Linked DNA regions of Homo sapiens: all the other regions are linked to region 1. A link is a contact called in ENCODE Hi-C data. All regions are on one chromosome and are shown on one strand. Each heading gives the region's core, a stretch centred on a gene start or an enhancer-like site at or near the end of the contact. The rest is flanking DNA. Distances are from core to core; before and after follow the strand shown. Region 1 holds the start of ZFP91 (ZFP91 zinc finger protein, atypical E3 ubiquitin ligase). Region 2 holds the start of PRPF19 (pre-mRNA processing factor 19). Region 3 overlaps MS4A15 (membrane spanning 4-domains A15). Region 4 holds the start of VPS37C (VPS37C subunit of ESCRT-I).

Region 1 (5,757 bases), core at 833-3,332:
GTGGTCTCCCTATGTTGCCCAGGCTGGTCTGGAAGTTCTGGGCTCAAGGGATCCTCCCACTTTGGCATCCAAAAGCGCTGGGATTCCGGGGGTGAGCTACCACATCCAGCCCACAGTGGCTTTTTTTTTTTAGGGAATAATTCATTCTCCATTCCACTGTCTGTACATTTTTTTTTGAAAGGAGATTCCTCCTCTGTATTACTTTGAGCATCCATTGGATGTCAGCACTGTTCCTTCCAAAAGTCTGCTCACTACAAACTCAATCTTAAAAAATTTCCATTGACACTATGCCAATCGATTATTACAACTGAAAATGACATTAGCCCTATGAAAATGGAAAATACTCAGTAGAGAATATAAAACATTTGTCTAATATGAAGTGGTATCTGAGTCAAAGTACTGGAAGGAAAAATGTACTTCAGCACTTGTCTACAGTTTAACTGAATGATTAATGTGAAATTTAAAATTGGATCCCCAGATCTTGTTTCCAGCTTCTTTCTTTTGGGACTTTTAGCCCTGGATGCCTTATTTTCCAGGGGTAAAGGATGTTCTTGCAAATCGTTCCTTGATTGTAATGGATGAAAAGAAAAAAGAAATGGGAGAGGCCCACTGCATCACCAACTGCAACGGAAATTCCCTTTGATGAATCAGGAAGACAAATTAATGTCATACGCTAGCGTGCAGAAAAGTAACCTCTGATAAAGTTGCTATTGTATAAACCGCAGAAGCAGATGGCTTCCGGCCGCAGAGCTTAAGAGACCCTTCAGCTTCTCGGTGTAGGTCACCAGTCATGTCACGCTCACAACCCTTTCGCCTCCCTCTAGGTCAGGCACCGCATCCAAGTTAAGCAACCGACGCCGGCTCCTTGGTGTCCCAACAAGGTCTAGTAGAAAAGCAACTTTATAATTCGTTTCACAGATTTGATTAAGAGCCAACTGAGTAGTGGGCCTTGTGCTAGGGCTCCGAGGGCCCAAGGACCCCATGGAACCAGATTTAGTCGCTGACCTCTAGGAGCTCACAGGTGAGTGACTCACACACCGGAAGACGAGATCAATAATGTAGACATGAACGCTGGCTAGCCAGTCCCAGAGGAGGTGTCATCTGACCAAACCAAGGCAAGTCTGGGCAGTTACGCAGACACCCCGAGAAAGGTACGCCAACGCCCAGATAAAAAGTAAGAAAAAGTAGGAAAAACCCTCCCATCAGACCAGCAATTGGCTCGACGCTTGAGCCCGGATGTACGGCACGCGTCGCGACCTAACCCGGAAACACTGCCTCCCGAAAAAAAGGTAAACTCTAGACTGCGGAAAGTAAACTACCTTTCCCGTCGTGACTCAGTTAGAACCTCCCGGCATCCTCTCCACCTCTGGTTTCCCATCTATTTTTCCTAAAGCCTAGGCGAAATAAGACTTCATCTCCCAGAATGCCCTTGGTTAAGTTAACGGTGCGCATGCGCCAAGAGGCGGGCCCTCGTTGCCCCCACAACCCCGCCTCCGTTTTGCCGCCGCCATTTTTTCAGAGACTTTCATCCGGCAACCGACGGGGCTTTTTTTCTTAAAGGAGAAGCGACAGCTCAAAATACTACCCCCTTCTCCGCGCAAGATCTGGCGGCGCTGGGGACAGAAAGGCCAAAGACAGGAAAGTGGGGTAGGGTGGAGGCGGAAGAACGCCCAGGCTACTTCTGCGGCCTAAAGAAGAATAGAAAGAGCCCTTGTGGTATCAGTGGCTCCTCAGGGAGGCAGGTGCGCGCGCAGCCAGTCTAGGGTTTGCGTGAGGCGGGGAAAGAGGTGCGATTTCTTCTCACCCGCCTCCCTCGCGAGACCTGCCCCTCGCACTGCCCCTAGCGCGCGTTGAAGTCTGGAGGGGGGAAAAAGGTCACTTTGGGATTGTCGCGAGACACAGCCGTTTAACGGTGAGAACGGGTGCGCGGGGAAGGAAACCTCGCGCGCTCCCCTTTTAGCCGTTTCCTGATTGGCTGAAGGAAGGGGTGGGGGAGGGAACCTGGGGCGCCGCTGCGTGTAAGACTGCGAGGGGCGGGGTGAGGAGGCTTGTCCTCTTTTCCGATTGGCCCGCTGAGCGTCTGTGGCGCGCGCGCGCGCGCCGCCAGCGGTAGCGGACCTTGAGTGGCAGGGGGTGGGGGGGGCGCCCTCGGAGCCGGGCGGAGGGGAGGGGGGAAAGAGGAGCGCAGGGTGAGAGTGAGCCGCAGGCTTCGGGAGGCGAGGGGGCGGGGGGAGCAGCGCCGAGGCCGCCGCCTCCGCCTCCGCCGCCTAGGACTAGGGGGTGGGGGACGGACAAGCCCCGATGCCGGGGGAGACGGAAGAGCCGAGACCCCCGGAGCAGCAGGACCAGGAAGGGGGAGAGGCGGCCAAGGCGGCTCCGGAGGAGCCCCAACAACGGCCCCCTGAGGCGGTCGCGGCGGCGCCTGCAGGGACCACTAGCAGCCGCGTGCTGAGGGGAGGTCGGGACCGAGGCCGGGCCGCTGCGGCCGCCGCCGCCGCAGCTGTGTCCCGCCGGAGGAAGGCCGAGTATCCCCGCCGGCGGAGGAGCAGCCCCAGCGCCAGGCCTCCCGACGTCCCCGGGCAGCAGCCCCAGGCCGCGAAGTCCCCGTCTCCAGTTCAGGGCAAGAAGAGTCCGCGACTCCTGTGAGTAACAGTCTTTCAGGCGGTGGGAAAGACCCCCCTCTGTCCGTACGCAACCCTCTCGGCTCCCGTAGCGCCTACTCCACGTGACATCCTGCCTGGTCTGCCCCCTGCCGGCTCCGCACGCCAGATGTCACACCGTTTCCCCGGGAGCCTTCGTGCCTCCTCTCTGCGCCACCCTCATCTCGCTCCTGTACCTTCGCTTGTCGGGCCGTTTCCCCACTCCCCGAAATCATCTTTTGATACACCCCTGCACTCGCTAGTGATCCACCTCCTCCCTGACACCCGCAGGCTCATCCCTCTTTCTGGCATCCGCACCCCCTTTGTCACCCTATCCCTTTCCTTTAGGCGGCTCTCCAGTATTACATCACATGCCCTTTAGGGAATACACAGCCCGATCATAGCCTTCAAAAATGATTCCCCCCCGCCTTCGCGTTAGCTCAAGAGCCAGATGTACTAGTGTGTTTATGTAGCTTTTTTTTTTTTTCACTTTTCTAAATTTTTCGCAACCCTTCTCATTCTTTTGAGAAATTTGCCACTTATTATGGTCAGGTTAAAAGCCCACTGCTACGATTTTAAGTATGGAGTCTTTCATATAAAATTATATGAGCATTCTTTAATGTTTGTTTTTACTAAGTAGCATATGTTTTATCTTTGTGTTTCGTGTTTTTAAATGTAGGAACTTCATCCTTGAAATTAGAATCATCTGAGAGGAATTCCTTTATTACCTAGACGTAATAGAGGAAACATGAACAGGTGGCCAGGAGCATTGTCTTAAATTGTTCGTTAAAATAATACTCATGTTAAGAATACTGAAGCACACAAGTTTGTAAATTCTAGAAATTAATCACATTGACTATTCAATTCATGACTGAAAACATCATTAGTGACCTTTGATTTTTGAGTGAAAACAGATTAGTAAAAACAGAGAAAATTGAAGTGAGGGGGAGTCAGTTTTAAGTGTTCCCTTTCTTCCAGTAGAGATAGTGGCAAGGTTTGACTTACACCAGACCTAATAGATTTAAAACTTGAAACAGACTTGGTCCAAAATTAAGAGTTAAGCCTGTGTCTTGGCATGCTTGCCTTAGAAGCCTCTCAGAAAGAGAAATAAAATTCAGAGGTAATCATATTGTGGTATTAGATATGCTTTCAAATTTTTGAATGTCAGCTAAGTTAACATAATTTAGAGAATTTGTTGTAAGAACTGCAGTTCTGTCGACAGCAAAAATCTGTACTTACAGATTCAGCTGCAATTAGACTTCTAATTGCTGTAGATGCATTTCATCTTACAAAAATTTTATAGTTCTATATTGTTTAATCTCATGAATTTGAAAAGATACATGTATATCATTGACCTCATTTGGATATGAATTCCGTGAGCAAATTCCTTAACCTACCCATGCCTTAGTTTCCTTACCTATAGAGGATAATCTCTGCAACGTGAGTTTGTGAGAATTAAATACAGTGTGTAAAGTGCTAGACACAATGCCTGTTGTAAATACTAAGTACAAGTTGCGTTTTTCAGTAATGGTGGGATGGTAGATCCTTGAGTGGTTTGTAGTGAGGTTTTTCATATAAATTATGCAAAATATGATTTTTTCACTCTTTAATATTACTATTCGTAGAGAGGGTAATACTTAAAATATTTTTAAAATTTCCTTTTATTCTCACCTACCCCTTGAAAATTAAATATACCTATATCTCAAGATAAGATAATTATGTCTAAAATGGTACCTGCTGTTTAATTTCTTTTTTTGGAGATGGAGTTTTTGCTCTGTTGCCCAGGCTGGAGCAGTGCCACGATGATCTCTGCACACTGCAACCTCCGCCTCCTGGCTTCAAGCAATTCTCCTGCCTCGTCATCCCAAGCAGCTGGCATTACAGGCGCCCGCCACCAATCCCAGCTAATTTTTGTAATTTTAGTAGAGGTGAGGTTTCACCATATTGGCCGGGTTGGTCTCCAACTCTTGACCTCAGGTGATCCACCCGCCTCAGCCTCCCAAAGTGCTGGGATTACAGGCGTGAGCCACTGCGCCCAGCCTGCTGTTTAATTTTTGAAGGAAAATAAATAATTTTTATCTAAAACAGTAATTTTACCTGCTGTCATGATTTATTTTTGCCCTAACTCTTGGCAACAAAGTACTAGTGACGCTTTAATTCCATATAACTGTTACTGTTGTATATGGATGAAGATGACTTAATTAAATTCCTTCCTTTTTTCTGCACAATGTTCCTTGTGGGGAGGAAGAAATAAGGCTGAATTCTTAGCGCCACCCGCCTCCCATCCAATATCATTAGAAAACAGTAGTGACAATGGCATTCTTCTTTCAGCCCCAAAATTATCTCTTGACTGTGTTTTTGATCAGGTTGTTAAACAAATTTTCGTCATAATAGAGTTTTTGTTACACATTTTTACCTTATTCCATAATCTGGAAATCAGAGGAATGCTAAAGCATTTTAGCTTGGCAAACTTGTTTCATCAGTATCTGGGCCTGGTACTATGCTGAACTAGGTGGTAGAAAGAAAAATGAGACATGGCCCTCATCTTCAAGGACCTTGGGGTGTAAGGCAAAGATGCATTAATTAGTGGAGATATGTCAAATGTGTGTATGGTATACAGATTTTCAGTCATAAAATACATTTTAAGACTTAATTTTTTCTACATAATTTAATCCTTTAAGATATTTCAAGAGGTTTTGAGTCCAAACCCTGGTCTGGTATCTTTGACTTTGAGTCATTTCTGTTTTCCAAATGACATTTTGAAAATTTTAAAAAGGAAGGTTTATTCTGTATTACTTACTTGTTCGCGCTAGTCCTTTTTCCATATCCCAGCATTTCCCTGTATACAATCTTAGTAATCAGCTGTTTAACCTACATTTGATTTTCTTAATTAAAGTGATAGTAAAGTATACCATAGTTTAAAAGGTCAAGAAATAGATAGATTTGGATTGGTTGAAACCTCTGTTCCCATTGGAAGGCAAAATAATAGAGTGGATAAAGCATTGGACTTTAGTCAGAAAGTTTTATGTTCCAGCTTTGTACTGTGCAGTAAGTGGCCTTGAGCAAGTCACTTAACCTCTTCATTTATAATTGCTTCATTTATAATTGATATTTTATG
Region 2 (5,933 bases), core at 3,060-5,559, 2.3 Mb after region 1:
TCCCAGGGTCCATGCTCTGCACCACTCAACTCCCAAAAGCACAGTGATTTTAGTCACGATGGACTCCAGACAGATGGTGAAAAGTAAGGGCCCATCAGCACTCCCACCAGGTGAGAGCAGGACTTACCTTCTGAATAATCTCTGGGGTCATTCCCACCAGCTCACCCAAATCCATTGGCTCACCCGCACCCTGAAGAGAAGAAAGGTGAGGGTGAGAGGCACAGAGCACCAAAGACACCTGCATAAGGACAGTTCTGTGGGCCACTGTACACAAATGGGCTGCTGGTAAGGGAAGGGGGACACTTACCACAACACTTGGTTGGGAACTTGGCACAGCCTGGGGCACAATGAGGCCAGCCTGTGGTTTCAGGGTAGCCAGAGCTGAGAGAAAAGACGATGTTAGAAATGGGATATTACAATGCAGAACCAGCCCAGGGTGGGGGATGGCAGGGGAGAGGCTGCACCTTCTCGGGCAGCAGTGACTTCCTTGGTGAGACGGGCAATGACACGGCAGGCGGCATCGTGCTGGTACAGAGCGTGTGACAGCTCTTGGCGGGTTGTCTGCAGCTGCTGGCGCAGAGTGAAGCTGTGCAGCATGACTGCATCCTGGGAGAAGCAAATATCATTGTAAGGTGAGGTGGGGGGTGCAGGGAGTACCCAGTGGAGTCAGCCCTTGGGGAGGGGATGCTGCCTCCTATCCCAGAGCCTAGACCAGTATCAGTGACCCAAACAATATCCGAGCAAACACGAATGTGCCGGCAGACACTCTTGAGCTCCTACCCCAAGCGAACCACTGGGCACACAGACAGGAGTGGGAGCCAGCTCTTTCCCATCCCCACCTTCCCTAACTTACTGGCAAATCCCAGCTGTCATGCCGTCCCCTCTCTAAAAGAGAATAACAACACTGCTGCTGCTGCTATTTATTGATCGCCCTCGTTGTGTCAGGCACTGTGCCAGACAGTCCTGCAGGATGTATTCAATCATTCAATTCATAACTCTAGAGCACCTACTATGTACCAGGTGCTGCTCTCAGTGCTGGGGATACAACGAAGAATAAAACAAATCCCTGATGTCACAAAGTTTACCCTCTAAATAATGCTCCATCCTTCCTACCCCCAAGTCCTAACCCAGCAATGCATTCTCTTCAAGTGGGGAAGATGCTGATTCTCTTGCAGGAACTCACCCACTCATCCTGCAAAGCTTTCAGAATGGCCGGGATGCTGGTGGCTGAGGGAGGCTTGGGCCGGATTGGGTGAGCAACTGCCGAAAGGGAAAGCAGGTATGAAGAACATAACCCAGGGGCCTCCCCCGCCATCACATCTTTTCCTTTTAGCCATAAACAGCCCACCATCTCTTCCTCCAGTGCACTGGCACCACCTCCCATCCTCTCAGGCTCTGAGCTAAGATGGCCCTAGACTAAGGCAGCCAATAGGCACCTTTGATGTCGATGAGCTGCTCCTCGGAGAGAGGCTGGTTGTTGATGGGGTCGGTACCATTCTCCGCAATGTACTTCTCGATGAGCCGCCGCTCATAAACATGATTAGAGACAGGGGATACACATGGGTGCTCCGGCACTTCGTTAGAGACTGTAGAGAAAAGGCTGGTAGTGAGCTTGGAGTGAAGGCAATCTTGGGCCTAGAGGATTCCTCATCTGCTATTAGCCCCAACAAGACTAGGCATCCTCACACTCAACTAGCAGAAAGCAAGACATTTGACCCTAAGCCAGTTCTGTACTGGCCCCAGAATGCTTTCCAGCTATGGAACTACCTTTTCCTTTAGTCTCCTGACTGAGGAGATAGTCTCCTGACTATCTGACAATCATATAGTCAACAAATAATTATTAACAACTACTATGTGCCAAGCACCTAGAGAATAGCAGTCCATTATCACCACCTCATATCTGAACAATGATTGTGTACTCTATGAATACAGTTTACTCCATGACATGGAGATACACATGAAGCCATTCAAATCCCTGCCATCCATCTTAGTCTATAGCTCCAGACAGATTATCAAAGAAATTATAAAGTCTGAGAATACAGGAATAACAAACTCAGTTTCTCCTATTCTCTGACAAAACAAAATACTTCTGTGACCTCAGATGTGACCATCTGGGTGTCCTCCAATTCAATTCTGACACCAGGTACCTGGAGATAGTGTCAGATCATACAGGTTGAGGTCTCAGTCCCACCAGACTCCCCGCCCCTTCAGATGCCAATCGCAAGCCCCAGGTTGTTTGACCTGTTCTTCTGATCTACCAGCTGTAAATCAGGGTTCCCATGACCTCCTTTTTGGGTTCAATTAATTTGCAACAGTGACTCAAACAATTGTGGGAAACACTTATGTTTACCAGTTTATTGTAAAGGATATTACAAAGGATACAGATGAAGAGGAGCATAGGATGAGGTATGGGAGAAGTACAGAGCTTCCCATGCCTTCCCTGGGCACCCCACCCTCCAGGAACCCCCACATGTTCTGCTATACAGAAGCTCTTTGAATCCTGTCCTTTTGTATTTTTATGAAAACTTCATTACAAAGGCATGATTCAATAAATCACTGGTCACTAGTGACGACTTCAGTTCCTCTCATTTCCCCAGGTAAATGGGGGGTAGGACTGAAAATCCCAACCTTCTAATACCCTTTAGTCTTCCTAGGTGACCAGTCCCCATCCTGAAGCTATTGAGTCTACCAGCTACCAGTCAACTGATTAGCGTACAGACACTTATCACCTGGAAGATTCCAAGGAGCAAAGTGGCAATCGCTACAATAAAAATATTTAAAAATATTTACATGGCACATTTGCATGGCACATTTCTATGTGCCAAGCACAATTCTAGGCATACAGTACAGTAATTCATCTTCACAACAACCCGCAATAGAGGTATCATTTACACTCTTGCCTGCGTAGACTGTGCACCCCTTGAGGATAAGGATTACAGCTGGTCTCTCACTTCCAGTACAATGCAGATGCCCCCAGGGCACTCGGTAAACATCTAACAAATGAGTGAACCATGCCAGGAAGGATGGTGCTGGGGAACGTAAAAGAGAGCTTCCCGAAGATTGGAAGGAAACAATAAATGTGAAGGTACTTTGCGAGCTGTAATTTCTTCAAAGTGAGGGATTCCTTTTCCATCATTTCCCTTCCTTCTTCCCCCTCTTTGGATCAATGTACAGGTTCTGAGAAGAGAAGGAAGTGAATAGCAAAAGGGAGGGGAAACGAGTAATCTGATGAAACAACGAAAAGGGAAAGGAAAATGTCTGTACGTCATGATAAAATATCAAAGGGAAAGATAGTGGAAGGTATGAAAAAAGCATGGATTCAGGGTCCAAGATCCGTGTCACCTAACTACGTCACCCAGCTCTGCCACTGACTAGCTACGCATCCTTAGATAAGCCCCGCTCTTCCTGCGCCTTGCATCCTCATCTGCAAAACCAGGATCTTTATTTCTCCTTTAGGGAATTCTTGTGAGGATAAAATGAGATCATAGACTTGGAAGCGCGTTGTAAACCAATAAGGGCTTATAAATGTGCGCTGTTTTTATTAGTCATACAGTGTAAGGCTGGGAGCCAGATACCTGGCTGCCAGCCTTGCCTCTACCTCTAACTCATCATGTGACCTTTGCAAATTGCAAAAGCTCCGACTATCCGAGCGAGGCCTCGCAAAACATCCACTGCAATGCTCTCGATTTTGCAGATGGGGAAACCGAGGCCCAGAGCCTTGAGCCAATTCATAAAGCCAATGGGAGGCGGACCCTGGACAAGACCTCGAGTTTTCTGACTCCTACATTAAGGCTGCTTCCCTTGCACCAGCTCTCTCTGTCCAGACCTGTTTCCACTCTGTAGAATGAGGCGACCGGCCTCAGTAATGTCTGCGACAATAAACCTCAGGCACTATGTAAACTGCGGGGCACTGCGCAAATGCACCCCGCTCCGACGGGGGGGGCTCCGGTGCTGACAGGCCGCCGCTCGGCCTCCGGAGCGCCCCATTCCCGCCTCCACCCCGGCCCGGGCGCCGCAGCGGACCGCACACGCTCCCGCGCCGCTCTCTGGCCTCCTGAGACCCGCGCTTGGCCGCAGCCAACACTCACTGGAGCAGATTAGGGACATGGCGCCGTCACCGTGCTCCGAGGCGCCACACGCCGGGCTCCGGGACTAGCTTCTGAGCCTCCGCGAGCCACTTCCGGTCCCCCGCTGCTGCCGGGACTGCTCCGCGGCGAGCTGGGAGCCGCCAGCCGAGCGATGCTAGCGTAGCGCTTCACGTGGGAATGGGGACAGCCGCGCGCCACAGCCTTCAGCACCTAACGGAAATTGCCCTTTCCCAGAATGCAGCCGGGCAGGAAAGGGCCCGCCACGAACACTCGGTTATTTCCGGATTGACTCGGCTCGTTCCGTAAAGCGCCGGAGGATTGGCTGGGGCGTCGGGAGAGAGGAGGCTCGAAACTACATTTCCCATGACGCAGTGAGAATTTAAAACCAAAACAATTGGACAGCACTTGTTTTGACAACTGTGCGGCACTGTGCCACGGGACCCTGGTCTTTGAAACCTTGGCGTGCGCGAGAATTTCCCAGTGAGTTTGTTAAAATGCAGATTCCTCGGGTCTGCGTAGACAGACTGTGCCCCACGCTTTTCTAAGTCAGTTGTTTCTCGGGCTACCCTTTAAGAGACACTGCTGGATGGCCTGGTGAAGAAAATACAGAAACAGATGGGTACAAGAACTAAGAAAACGGCTAAGAAAGTGTTTTGGTCCTGACTACTACCATTTCGCTCTGTGATTTGGGGCAATTCACATTGCCCTTTCTTCTTTGTCAAAAGACAAAATCACAACAAACTTAGTTCAAAGATTTTTTTTTTCTTAAGAGACGGACTCTGGCAATGTTGCCCAGGCTGGAAGGCAGTGGCTATTCACAGGTGCGGTCATAGCAATCATGGCTATCACAGGTGCATCCTGGAACTCCTGGCCTCAAGTGATCCTTCTGCCTCAGCCTCCGGAGTAGCTGGGACTTAAGGTGCGATTCTATAGAATTGGGCAGTGCCTCATACTATAAAATATAATGGTTGTTCCAATGAGCTGAACAGGAGAACTTGGTTTTATAGACAGAAAAGGACTGAGGAAAACAGGAACAGAGAACAAAAAGCGGATTGGTCATTTGGTAATTTCAAAATTACTTTTCTTGTAAAGGTTAAAGTGGAGGGGACTTATCATGCCACCTAAAACTTGCCTGTTTGGGAATTTAGCTCCCCCCTACACACACACACACACACACACACACACACACACACATACACACTCAGAAGGTCGTAAAGATCTTCGTTTCAGCTTATTGGCGTGGAGCTTCAGCAGGACTAACTCTTTTTAGCTTGGTCTGTTAGGCCTAGCAGAAGAGCTCAGTCCAAACCAATGGCCTCCTATAAATTTCTTTATTTTGTATTTTGGATTTTGTATTTTCTATTTCTCTTCCAGCTCAGATAGTGTATGATTCTTTGTGGATATCTGTAAGATAAGATACTCTCAGGAATCATGCAAAAGACGTGGTGTGGACTGTAAGGTATCAAGACAAAAGGGCAGGATGAACAGGATGTGAGTGAGAGGGACTTTGACAGGTGGGCAGTATTCAGAGGAGAAGGAGAACGAAAGGCATTCCGGAAGAAGAAACAACGTAAGCAAAAGCTTGGAGAGAAAAATAAAAGTTACAGGTACAAAAGGCAATATGGCATAGTGGCCAAGAGCATGGACTCTGAAGTCAGACTGTGTGCTCAAATCCTAGCACCACTCAGGTGATTGGCAGTATGAACTTCTCTATGCCTTAGTTTCCTCATCTGTAAAACAGAGGGAGTGATGACAAGGGTAGAACTAACTCACTGAACTCTTATGAAGAGTTAATATGCAAAAGGGCATCTCATCTCTGTCTTGCACCAACAAAGTAACTTCCCA
Region 3 (5,580 bases), core at 2,293-4,792, 2.2 Mb after region 1:
ACAAAGATGGTTGCCAAGCATGAGAAGTGCTGAAAGGAAGCAGGCAGGATAATATGAGTCATTCTAAGCTCAGCTGGGACGGTCTGGAGTCCCTGAGCAGGTATCACGGAACCGAGTCTTCACAGTTCAGAGGGCAACAACCACGGAAGAGCCCGGTCGGGAAACGCCATGGCTGGACAGGGGACCAGAGTGCTGGACCATCACAGGCAAGGGGTGGGCCGAGAGGGAGAGGCCGGGGAGGTGACTCAGAGCCTAAATGCCAAGTTCAGGATTTGTTTTAAGGACAATGAGAGACCACAGAGGCTTCAGCAGGGAATTCCTTGCCCTGTTTCCATACTTGAGAGGTATCCCAGGTGCTGGGCAGAGAATGGGTTGTGGAGGGGCAGGACTAGAAGCGAGGACTCTCCGGACCAAACCCAGTGTCCCCCGGGCTGTGAGCTCCAGGAGGACAAGACCTGACTTACTCTCTCCTGGACTCACAGCACTTTGCATAGTGCCTGGCATGCAGTAGGTGCTCAATAAAAGCTTTTGGCTTAATCAATTAATGGATTTCTTGTGAGGCTGTTCTGATCTCAATGACCTCCTGATTGCCATTTAAAAAGAAGAATCAGGGGTCTTTAAACCTGAAGAGGTCCTAGAGTCCCCAGCCCACCCATGAATGTTTCCCCTTGGGGCAGTTTAACCAGAAGGCTCCAGCTACGGGTCACGAGACCGTCAGGTTCGGGCTGCACGGGGATGGTGACCCCTGGGTGGCTGCCTGGACCACCCCAGGAGTCACTTGCCCTGCACGCTCTTTAGACCCTGGAGTCCTAGGCCTCTCAGCCCACCCAGACTTCAGACCTTCAGCTCCTGCCTCTCCTGTCTCCCCTGCCTGGTGCCCCACCAGTGTCTGCAGTGCCTCACTCCGCCAGCCACTTCCTGGAACCTCATAGAAATGAACTCAACCCCTCTCCCAACCAGGCCTCAGTGTCCACAGCAAAGAGCCTCCCCCAACCCATGCCCCTGAGCAGGCCTCAGCTGCAGCTTCTCCTGCGAGGTGCTGGGCCTGGGGGAGAGGGAGCCACAGTACGGGGTAAGCTGGAGGCTGCAAACTCCACCCAGAAAGGCTGTAAAGGAGGTGGTGCCCTTCTCCCTAGCAGCTTCCAAGAAGACGAGAGAAGGAAAGAGAGACAACAAGACCTCCTCCCGAGGTCCCAGGGGAGGAGAAGAGAAAAGGGGAGCAGTCAATGAGAACACAGCTGTGTGCAGGGTGGTGTGGCCACTGCCTCCTTGGCTGTGGGAGGCAGCGTGCTGGGGGCTGGGCAGCTGAGCCACAGCCCCTGCCTTTTCTCCTTCTCTTTGCCTATTCCCTCTGCTCCTGTCTCTCTGCTCTCTGCAGGTGAGGAGCAGCCTGGGCACCAACATCCTCAGCGTCATGGCGGCCTTTGCTGGGACAGCCATTCTGCTCATGGATTTTGGTGTTACCAACCGGGTGCGTTGTCAGATGGCCCTCGGGGTGGGAAAACTTGGAAAATGATGCAGCCATGTCCAGGAGGGTAGGGAGGTGAGAGTTTGCAGCGCCAGGACGTTGGCAGGGCCTGCCAGTCCCTATAGACCCCATGAATCCATGGATCCTCTGAGCCTTCCCCAAGATAGGCATCAGAAGGAGCAAGGAGGCAGCCTGCAGGGTGAAGGGGAGGGTGCAGGACTGGCGGCAGGGGGACTGGCTCCAGGCACAGCTCTGCTCCCAACTAGCCGCATGACCTTGGGCAAGTGGTTCTCACTCGGGGGACCCCCTTACTCTAGAACTCTGGGCTCACCTTTCTGTGGGTTTTGGTCCCCAGGATGTGGACAGGGGCTATCTGGCCGTGCTTACTATCTTCACTGTCCTGGAGTTCTTCACAGCGGTCATTGCCATGCACTTCGGGTGCCAAGCCATCCATGCCCAGGCCAGTGCAGTGAGTACCCCCACCCCCACCCCCACGTCCACTAAACCTGAGCTGAGCCTGTGTGGAAGGCAGTTGGCTGGGAGCGCGCTCTGCCTCCAGACCCCTCCCTCTGCACTCTGGGAAGCAATAAGAAGAGACAGCGCTAGGAAGGGTGTCCCATCCATGTCAGGGGGCCCAAAGAAGTCTTTGGGCTGGGCATGGTGACTCACACCCATAACCCCAGCACTTTGAAAAATGAGATGGGAGGATCTCTTGAGCCCTGGAGTTTGAGACAAGCCTGGGCAACATAAAAAGATCCTATCGCTACAAAAAAAAATGTATTTTTAATTAGCCATGTGTGATGGTACGTGCCTGTACTCCTAGCTAGTTGGGAGGCTGAGGCAGGAGGATCGCTTGAGCCCAGGAGGTTGAGGCTGCAGTGAGCTATGATCACACCACTGCCCTTCAGCCTGGGTGACAGAGGAAGGCTGTCTCTAAAACCAAAACAAAACCAAAGACGTCTTCGCAGGTCAGTGAAGACAGGACTGCTCTCCCCGTGGCACTGGGTGCACCAGCACCCACAGGGCCACTGCTCTGTGCAGCCCCACAGGCAGCCTTGCAGAATAGAAGGCCCAGGCTCAGGGCATGGGGGCAGTGCTGCACCCAGAGGAGTGAGACTTTTTGGAGTTCCCAGGCCACATGGGAGACAGGGGCATCAGGGAGGGCAGCATGATAGAGATGGAAATTAAGCTTTGATTTCCAAAAAAAATGGAGGACAGTGATGACAGAAAGGGGCTGGAGGGAGTGTTCAAGGCAGGGGAACCAGTTGGAGCAAAGGCTGCCTCGGGCAGGCAAATGCAGGCCACAGGGTGGGGTGCCCTTGGCAGGTGCACGATGGGATGCATTGAGGGTGAGGGGATTGAAGGTCTGAGCAGGGGAGTGAGCTGGTTGAGGGAAATCAGTCAAGAGGATTTGTCCAGTGCCGGAAGGTGGAGAGGGTGGACAAGCGGGGCTCGAGGCCAGGAAGCTGCAAGGAGGCTGGTGCCACGGTGCAGGCAAGAGAGAGCGAAGTCCTGAACCAGGCCAGGGCAGTCGGGAGAGAAAGAACAGCAGAGCCGGACGTGGTGGCTCATGCCTGTAACCCCGGCACTTTGGGAGGCCGAGGCGGGCAGATCATCTGAGGTCAGGAGTTCAAGACCAGCCTGGCCAACATGATGAAACCCCGTCTCTACTAAAAATACAAAAAATTACCTGGGCATGGTGGCAGGCGCCTATAATCCCAGCTACTCGGGAGGCTGAGGCAGGAGAATAGCTTGAACCCAAGAGGCGGAGGTTGCAGTGAGCCGAGATCACGCCATTGCACTCCAGCCTGGGCAACAAGAGCAAAACTCTGTCTCAAAAAAAAAAAGAAAAGAAAAAAAAGAACAGCAGAACGTTAGCGCCTGGAGAAATGGGACTTTTGTCTGTTTTGTTCACTGCTGTACTCCCAATGCCTGGATCATAGCTGGCCCCAGTAAATGTTGTTTGAAATATTGGTTGCACGGAGAGCCCTGAGCATGCGATTCAGACTTGCGGAATTCAGTACCAGGGCGCTGTTCTCAGATTACCCACAAGGGGGCACTATTGAACCACTACCCTGAAGCTCCAGCGTCCTCCAGGACGCTCAGTGCTGTTTTCTTTGCAGCCTGTGATCTTCCTGCCAAACGCCTTCAGCGCAGACTTCAACATCCCCAGCCCGGCAGCCTCTGCGCCCCCTGCCTATGACAATGTGGCATATGCCCAAGGAGTCGTCTGAGTAGCAGATGTGGCACCTGCGGGTGGAGTCCAGCCTTTTCCCTCTGGGCCCAGCCTCTCCCCACCCCCACCTTGTTCATCAGGGGCCAGCCCCATCCCAGCTGCCCTCCCTCACCACATCTACACATACTCCGGCATCTGAGTGAAGTGTCCCCAGGGACATCTCTCCCACACTTTCCCCAGTGCTTTCTTTCTAAAAGACACCGGGCTGACGTCAGGGGTGTGTGTCCTTCAGCTCCCTGAGCCCTGTCACCCTTCCAGGACACCCACCTTGTGCATCTAAGCATTTCTCTGCTCATTGGGGAAATCCTGGCCTCATTGGAGACTCAGGTTCGAGGCCTGCCCTGACCCTCGGGCCTCGGGAAGGTCAGAGAGCCCGGAATCCTCCAGAATGGAAGAGTCTGACTCTGGCATTCCACAGAGGTGCCGATACCAGGCCAAGGCCTCACAGCAGGGTAGTGGCCTGGCCGCAGGTCTCCTGGCCCCAAGATCAGCTCTGTCCTTTGTCATCTGTTGCCACATCCATGGAACTCAGGTTTCCTATTTGGAAACTAGAGTGTTGAACCAGATAAGGTTCATCAGGCCCTTCCAGCTCCCCAGGCTCCCTGAAGTCCTGGGTCTAGGCCAGGCATTGTCCCCCTGCTTCCTGGAAACCCTCATTTTCCTTGTCTGTAATATGAAGTCAGCATTGGCCCCGCCCCCCACCCCCTACCATCTCCCAATGGAGGGGAGGTTGCAGGGGAGAGCTGCCGCCAGCCCACTCCTGAGGCACCACCACAGTCAGCATCGACAGGGGCACAGCAGTGGCAGTTTGGGACCTCCCTGTGCCTCTCAGCACTCCCTTCCCCACCCCCATAGCCCAAGGACAAGGCTACCACAGAAGGTTACCACAGGACCTGGGCTTCGTCTCCAGGGGACAAGGAGACACTGTCAGCCTGGTGTTCACCAGGCCTGGTAGATGAGATGGCTTGTCTCATCCACACCACAGAAGGAAATAAACCATGTGGCTTAAATTTTGAGCTGGTCTTGTTGCAATGACTTTTTCTTTTTAACCTCAGGGGCTTCCAAGGGTCATCCCATGTTTATCAGAGGACCTGGGTAACTATCCCACTGTCACAAAAGGGCACCTCTGGGTGCCTCGCTCTGTGTGGTGTAATCCTTACACTTACTCTGTCCCCATCTCGGTTCAAACAAACATGCCTTCATATCCCCACTCCACAACTAAGGACACTGAAGCTTAAAGGTGTTAAATTATATGCCCAAGGCCACCGAGCTAGTTAGGAGCAAAACTGGGATCCAAACCTAGTTCCATGTGACGTCAGAGTCCGTGTTCTCACCACTTGGTCTCCCCTTAGTACAAACCTAAGTGCTTCCCACCAACCCCTTTTCCTCCTTCCTTCTGTTTCTTCATCCCCAAAACTAAGGCAGGGCTGCATTCCTCAACACACTCACTTCTTCTTCACCCAACAAACTCCCCCTCCTCCTTTAAGGCCCTATTTAAACGTTGCCCCTTCTGTGAAGTCTTCCCAAAGGAAGGGTGGTCCACGTGGTAGCTAAGTGCCGTGACCACAACACTGGAATGAGGGTGGGGCAAGGGAGGTGCCATTCAAGGGGACATTCACTCTCAGGATCATGCCAGTGCAGAGTTGGTGTAAGGGGTACAACAAGCTTTGGCTTTTACAATCAAGAAAGGAGACTCGAGGATTTAGAGCTTTCAGTTTAAGATCATTAAGTATAGAGTTGGAGGAAATGTACTTGAAGATTTAGGACCAGTTTTCTTGCCATATAAAGGAGACTAGAGACATTTCAGAACTGAGGGGAGGAGTTGGGGGAGAGAGAGGGAGAAAAAGAGAGAGGTTAGCCCCAAGCTGGGATTGCT
Region 4 (5,521 bases), core at 2,462-4,961, 2.6 Mb after region 1:
GGGGGCTAAAAGGGTCTTTTCATGATCAATGATACAGCTTGGATATTTGTCTCCTCCAAATCCGTTAAAATTTGATTTCCAATGTTGGAGGTAGGGCCTAGTGAGACATGTTTAGGTCACAGGACAGATCCCTCATGAATGGCTTGGTGCCCTCCCACAGTAATGAGCTCTTGCTCTCTTAGTTCACATGAGAGCTGGCTGCTTAAAAGGGCCTGGCATCTCTCTTGCTCCCTCTGTGGCTGTGTGACACACCTGTTCCCCTTTCACCTTCTGAGACGAGTAAAAGCTTCCTGAGTCCTCACCAGAAGCAGATGCTGGTACTATGCTTCTTGTACAGCCTGTAGAACCGTGAGCCAAATGAATCTCTTTTCTTTATAAATTATCCAGCTTCAGGTATTCCTTTATAGCAATGCAAAACAGACTAATGCAATACAATAAAGAAGGTCAATTCATACACGGAATATAATACTCATAAAGGTTTATGCAATTAACAGCAGAGCTTCAAAACATGTGAAACACAAATTGATAAAACTACAAGGGGAAATGGACGAATCCACAATTACAATCAGAAGTGTCAATGTCCCTCTCTCAATAACTGAAAGAACGGAAGACCAAAAATCAGTAAGGACACAGAAGACTTGAACATTACAAGCCAACCTGCCTGAATTGAAAGTTATAGAACACTTGACCCGGCAATAGCAGAAGATGCAATCTTCTCAAGTGCTCACAGAACATTTACCAAGACAGACCACAGAAGAAGTCTCAGCAAATTTAATAGAGAAGTATGTTCTCTATTTAAAAGAAAATAAATTAGAAATCAGTGTTTACCAGATAGGAGAATAAAGTAATCCTATAATGCTGACTTTATCCGTGACTAGTTGTAATCCTGCTTGAGGTGGGACCAGATAAATCAGCGGAACTAAAAATACTAACAGGTCTTCAAAGGTAGGGCCTACCTGCCTGAGCTATCTGTTTGAGGTTCACTGGGGAGACTCTCTCTCCTCTCCAGCCCATCCTAAGCCCCAGGGGTCCTACTTGTCAGCCCCAGCTAAATCAAGACAAACCTGTTTGATATTTGCTTAAGTCTTTCACATAAACCAGTAAAGGAAGATAAAGAGGTGAGATATGAATTGGAAGGAGCACCTACTAAGTAAACATGCCTTTACAGCTAGCAAAACCTCAGACAGTGCTGCCATTAGACACCTCTCTGTCATTCGGTAAGCACCTGGGAACAGACCAAAACCTTGTGGAAACGCCACATCCTTCAAGGACACTTCTAACAGAATTTCCACACAACAGAGATCCAGCTGGATTAAAAGAGCTAAATCCATTAAATCAGGTCTTGAGTGATCTAATTTTGTCAGCCTGGAAAACCCCTACTATTACTGGCCAAGAGTGTCCAGAAATGATTCATATGGCTAGTTAACCCAAAGGCTTTTTAAGGGCAAATTAACAAATTTCAAAGCAATAAACAAAAAGAAAACAAGAATCCTCAGGAATAATGTCACTTCCAAGCTACCAGTGGCCCAGCAAATCTACAAAGTTCTTAAAGGCAGTGTTTCCCAAACTTGCCTTACCGTAAGAATCACCCAGTGCATTTGTTAATAGATTTCTGGGCCCTCCTCCAGACAATAGCCCAAGAATCTCTAGAGGTGGAGCTCTGTATTTTTAACAAGCATCAGAAATTATTCTTAAGGTCCAGCACCTTTGGGAAACTAAACGGTCTGAGAGGCAGTATCACAGAGTTAAAAGCACATTAACTTCGAAATAAGACTGATGGGTTACAAATCTCACTTGTGGCCAGACGCAGTGGCTCACACCTGTAATCCTAGCACTTTGGGAGGCCAAAGCGGGTGGATCACCTGAGCTCAGGAGTTCGAGACCAGCCTGGCCAACATGGTGAAACCCCGTCTCTACTAAAAAATACAAAAATTGCTTGCAGTGAGCCGAGATCCCGCCACTGCACTCCAGCCTGGGCGACAGAGCGAGACTCCGTCTCAAAAAAAAATAAATAAATAAATAAATAAAAAATACAAAAATTAGCCGGGCGTGGTGGTGGGCACCTATAATCCCAGCTACTTGGGAGGCTGAGGCAGGAGAATCGCTTGAACCAGGGGGCGGAGGTTGCAGTGAGCTGAGATCACACCACTTCACTCCAGCCTGGGCGACAGATCAAGACTCCGTCTCAAAAAAAAAAAAAAAAAAAAAAAAAAATCCAAACTTGGCCACTTACTGGCTGTGTGACACTAGCCAGGTTATCTAACATCTCCGCAACTCACTTCATCTGTAAAACGGGATCATCACCTATTTGGACATGTTCGCAAAATTCGGTATGTTCAGAAAGCCCTAGAACAGTGCCCAGCATATGAAGCCAAGCAACAAATCACAGCTATTGCTACCTGCAAAACAGCGGCCAGAAACTGCTCAGAAAGTCTACAATGAAAATGTTCTACTTAATGGAAATTACAAAGGCACGGAACCACATTTCCAAGATAATCTAGGTAAAAGGCTTTTCTGGGCACTATGACCGCAAAGAACAAAGACTCAGTTTAGCGTCCAGTATTTTCATTGCAACAGTCCCCGATCCCACCCGGAACTACAGAGTTCAGGTGTCTGCAGGGTTGCAGCTTTGGACAACAAAGTAAGAGTCTTTCTTTCCCCAGTTCCTCGGTCACCACCACCTCCAGCTCTAAGGCCAAAAGTCACAGAACTGAGAGTCTGGTGGCAGCATCTTGGTGCATTAGTAGGAAATGGGACTCCTGGAGCCAATAAAGAGGGTGGAAAAGGCCTTAGGCAGCAAGAGAACTGAGGTACCGCTGGAGCGAAGGGAAATGAGTGGGAAGTTTCTGGAGCTGAAGACTGACATTCCCAGGGTAAGTGAGCCCAGACAAGGTGTAGCTGGGAAAGCACTGCCTCAGCTCAGCGACTAAAACCCCAGGTTGTAGAGTCCACTCTGCCAGTAACTCACAAAACACCTCCAGTTAACTCCTTCTCCCATCCGTAAAGTGGGAAATCGCCTCATCGGCTGAGGAGGAAATGAAGAGGAACCAGGCATATAATGGGTATGTATACATCAGTGCCCTTTGCGCCCAGAGGGTCCCGGGGTAAGAAATGTTCAGTGATGCTGGGAGGTCCAAGTCTGAGTCCTGAACAAAGCCAAAGCTGAAACTCCCATCTCTCAATGCCCTGGAGAAAGGGCACAAGCCAGTAAGTCACAGAGCAAAGTCCCTCCAACCTCCCCTCTGCCACTCGTCTCCCGCGTGCCCTCTGGCAAGTCGGACCCTACTCTTAGGCCTCAGCTTCCCCATCTATACAATGGGCTAATTGGCTCTAATGTCATCAGAATTGTGACCGCAAGATGCTCACATATGGGACGAGGGCCTGCAGAGACGCAGAAAGGAGGGTGGCGGTGAGTGGTGGGGCGGAACTGGAGGTGCGACCCGCCGGGGAGCCGGGGCGGCGCCTCGCGCTCTCCCTCCCTCCCTCCCACCGCGAGGGGCAGGGGCGCCGGCCCCCGGCGAGAGTCACGCGCCCCTCGTGCCCAATCACCGGCCTCTGCCAGGATGAGGCGGGCAGGCGGGGGCGCTCCGGGAGCCACGGCCGGCGCCGCCCCCACCGTCGTCCTCTGCCCCGCCCGCCTGCGGCAGAGCCGGGACCCTCCCCAGTCTCCGCTCACCTGCCAGGGCCGCCGTCGCCGCCGCCACCGCGGGTTAAACCGCAGCCGCGCCCACACTTCCGGGGTCCGCCAGGCCCGCCCCCTACCGGATGTGACCCCCTTGCAACGTCCGGCGCCCCAGTGGCGCGCGTGCTCGCCCCGCGACCCCGTTGGCCGCCCCGCCTCGCGCGCCTCTGAGTTACCACGACATCGTGCCACACACACACGCTCGCGGCCGCCCGGGCCACAACCACGGGAGCGCCCACGAGACCCCTCCAGCGCTCGCCGCACGCCTCGGCCCCGCCCCCGGTAAGAGGCCCCGCCCACTGGGCGGAGACCAGGCCGCTCTGGGCTAGTGCGCCGGCGCGGACGTCCGCCGCCTTCCGAGTGGCCAGCGAGGACTCGCTCTGTACACAGCTCGATCTTGGGAGGCTTCTCAGAGGGACCCAAAAGGAGGGGGAAGCAGATGGAAGCCCAGAACCTAGGAGGAGCCCCAGATGGGCTGAGCTCAGACTGAGGAGCCCCAAGGCCACCACACACTCATTTCCATTTACTAGTTAATCTCTTTCCCCCACCCATTCATTCTACAGAATTACCAGTATTCCCCATCTCCTCCCTTCCCCCCTGGAAACAGGAGAGTCCAGCATAATAAGGAAGCCCCCTCTGCTCTAACCCTTAAAAAAAGGAATCTGAAGTGACCTGATGTTAACTAATCAGGTGTTTTTTTTTTTTTTTCTATTCTGTTCCCTTTCCCACCTATGAAACCCACTGCTCTGCTATTTCCCAGGGGAATTTGAGACCAAATAAGTCTATTTACAATGGTAACTGATGTCAATGTCTAAAGTTTCCAACCTCTCAAAATCAAGAGGTTGACCAAAAGGGGAGAAGTGTCCAGTTTAGCCTAAAGTTGTCTCCTGGCGTATCTTAAGTTTGTCCTAAAGGTTTCTCCGTACATAGTGAACTGGATCCTACTCATACCAATCACAGAGTTTCAGCCAATCACAGGCAGCCACCTGTTCAAACCTTGTTCCAATAAGGCAAATGTCAATCTGTCATTGGTAGGGAACCAAACTGGATCCCTTTGCCCTCAGAAAGCCAAACACCGAAGTATCAGGTTTTTGTAGAGGGAAAGATTTGTTGCAAGTCAACTGGGAAGGAGACATGCTCAAATCTGTCTCCCCAAGCCAGGGGCTGTGACAGGTGTTATAGGCAGAGGGTAATGAGCAGTGATCTGATTGAATCTTGCAATAAGCAATGATCTGACTGGATCTTGCCATGGGATGATGCCATGGCTCAATCTGATTAGATCATGGCTTATACCATGTATCTACTTCTTAATTCTGTTCCGGTTCTTTGGTCTGAGCATTTAGGTTGCGCCTGTGGTTGCATGCTTGGTTCTTCTGGGCACGCTCAGGTTACATAACTTGCAACCTGGGATCATGGCAACTGAAAAAACAACTCACCACTTTATTACACAAAGTTGAACCAGATGGGGCTGGTTCTGCGCTTACATAACTGGTCCAACTGTTTCTGTACCTCGCTTCTGTTTTCTGGACATCTATTTCCTTTTTCTTTTCTTATTTTTAAATTTTAATGATTATTTTTTAATAGAAATGGAGATTCGCTATGTTGCCCAGGCTGGTCTGGAACTCCTGGACTCAAGCAATCCTCCAGCCTCGGCTTCCCAAAGTGTTGGAATTACAGGCATGAGCCACCACGCCCAACCTGCTTTCCGTTTTCTATCCCTAAATGTTATCCAACCACCTGGCAGCCTCAGAGTCACTCTGAACCTATTCTGGTTCTGGGGGCTGACTGATTCACAAATCATTATTTGCTCAATTAAACTCTGTCAAACTGAATTTGTCA

What was found. Hi-C counts contacts between places; a loop is a spot of excess contacts on that map. Pooled maps may share reads with other maps.
Region 2: a loop to region 1 is called in a map of naive thymus-derived CD4-positive, alpha-beta T cell, with 27 times the contacts of the local background. The contact joins the promoter of PRPF19 here to the promoter of ZFP91 in region 1. A Hi-C loop is called at or near these places in 1 of 168 maps with a recorded cell type or tissue (naive thymus-derived CD4-positive, alpha-beta T cell), 7 of 37 single-sample maps with no recorded cell type and 16 of 50 pooled maps.
Region 3: a pooled map shows a loop between it and region 1 (6-fold over the local background). The contact joins the enhancer-like site here to the promoter of ZFP91 in region 1. A Hi-C loop is called at or near these places in 2 of 37 single-sample maps with no recorded cell type and 4 of 50 pooled maps.
Region 4: a loop to region 1 is called in a map of OCI-LY7, with 13 times the contacts of the local background. The contact joins the promoter of VPS37C here to the promoter of ZFP91 in region 1. A Hi-C loop is called at or near these places in 1 of 168 maps with a recorded cell type or tissue (OCI-LY7), 3 of 37 single-sample maps with no recorded cell type and 11 of 50 pooled maps.

Annotation. Positions count from the first base shown.
Region 1 is chr11:58,576,981-58,582,737 of GRCh38, forward strand. ZFP91 (ZFP91 zinc finger protein, atypical E3 ubiquitin ligase) reads left to right here and starts at 2,083. Exons shown (of 11, transcript NM_053023.5): 1 at 2,083-2,642. The coding sequence starts at 2,302. It overlaps ZFP91-CNTF (ZFP91-CNTF readthrough (NMD candidate)), which reads left to right and starts at 2,134. Exons shown (of 13, transcript NR_024091.1): 1 at 2,134-2,642. It also overlaps a transcript of LPXN not described here. RefSeq lists enhancers at 837-916, 937-1,456, 1,075-1,767, 1,487-1,716, 2,461-3,152 and 1 more and a silencer at 2,137-2,556.
Region 2 is chr11:60,902,276-60,908,208 of GRCh38, forward strand. PRPF19 (pre-mRNA processing factor 19) reads right to left here and starts at 4,310. Exons shown (of 16, transcript NM_014502.5): 1 at 4,089-4,310; 2 at 1,437-1,586; 3 at 1,184-1,260; 4 at 465-606; 5 at 308-381; 6 at 128-190. The coding sequence starts at 4,107. It overlaps PRPF19-DT (PRPF19 divergent transcript), which reads left to right and starts at 4,504. Exons shown (of 2, transcript NR_186697.1): 1 at 4,504-4,568. RefSeq lists a silencer at 3,903-4,002 and enhancers at 3,942-4,529, 4,643-4,762.
Region 3 is chr11:60,772,014-60,777,593 of GRCh38, forward strand. MS4A15 (membrane spanning 4-domains A15) reads left to right here. Exons shown (of 7, transcript NM_001098835.2): 5 at 1,379-1,471; 6 at 1,824-1,937; 7 at 3,592-4,720. The coding sequence ends at 3,702. Among named protein-coding and RNA genes, the nearest start is that of MS4A10, 11 kb to the right of the region's middle. RefSeq lists enhancers at 2,427-3,058, 3,059-3,688, 3,689-4,318 and a silencer at 3,425-3,544. Within about 2 kb of position 3,543, at least 2 of the 41 ENCODE cell types and tissues checked have a DNase peak (open chromatin) inside an H3K27ac peak, as active enhancers do.
Region 4 is chr11:61,157,715-61,163,235 of GRCh38, forward strand. It overlaps VPS37C (VPS37C subunit of ESCRT-I), which reads right to left and starts at 3,712. Exons shown (of 5, transcript NM_017966.5): 1 at 3,677-3,712. RefSeq lists enhancers at 3,175-3,768, 3,769-4,361, 4,102-4,151, 4,162-4,301 and a silencer at 3,352-4,111.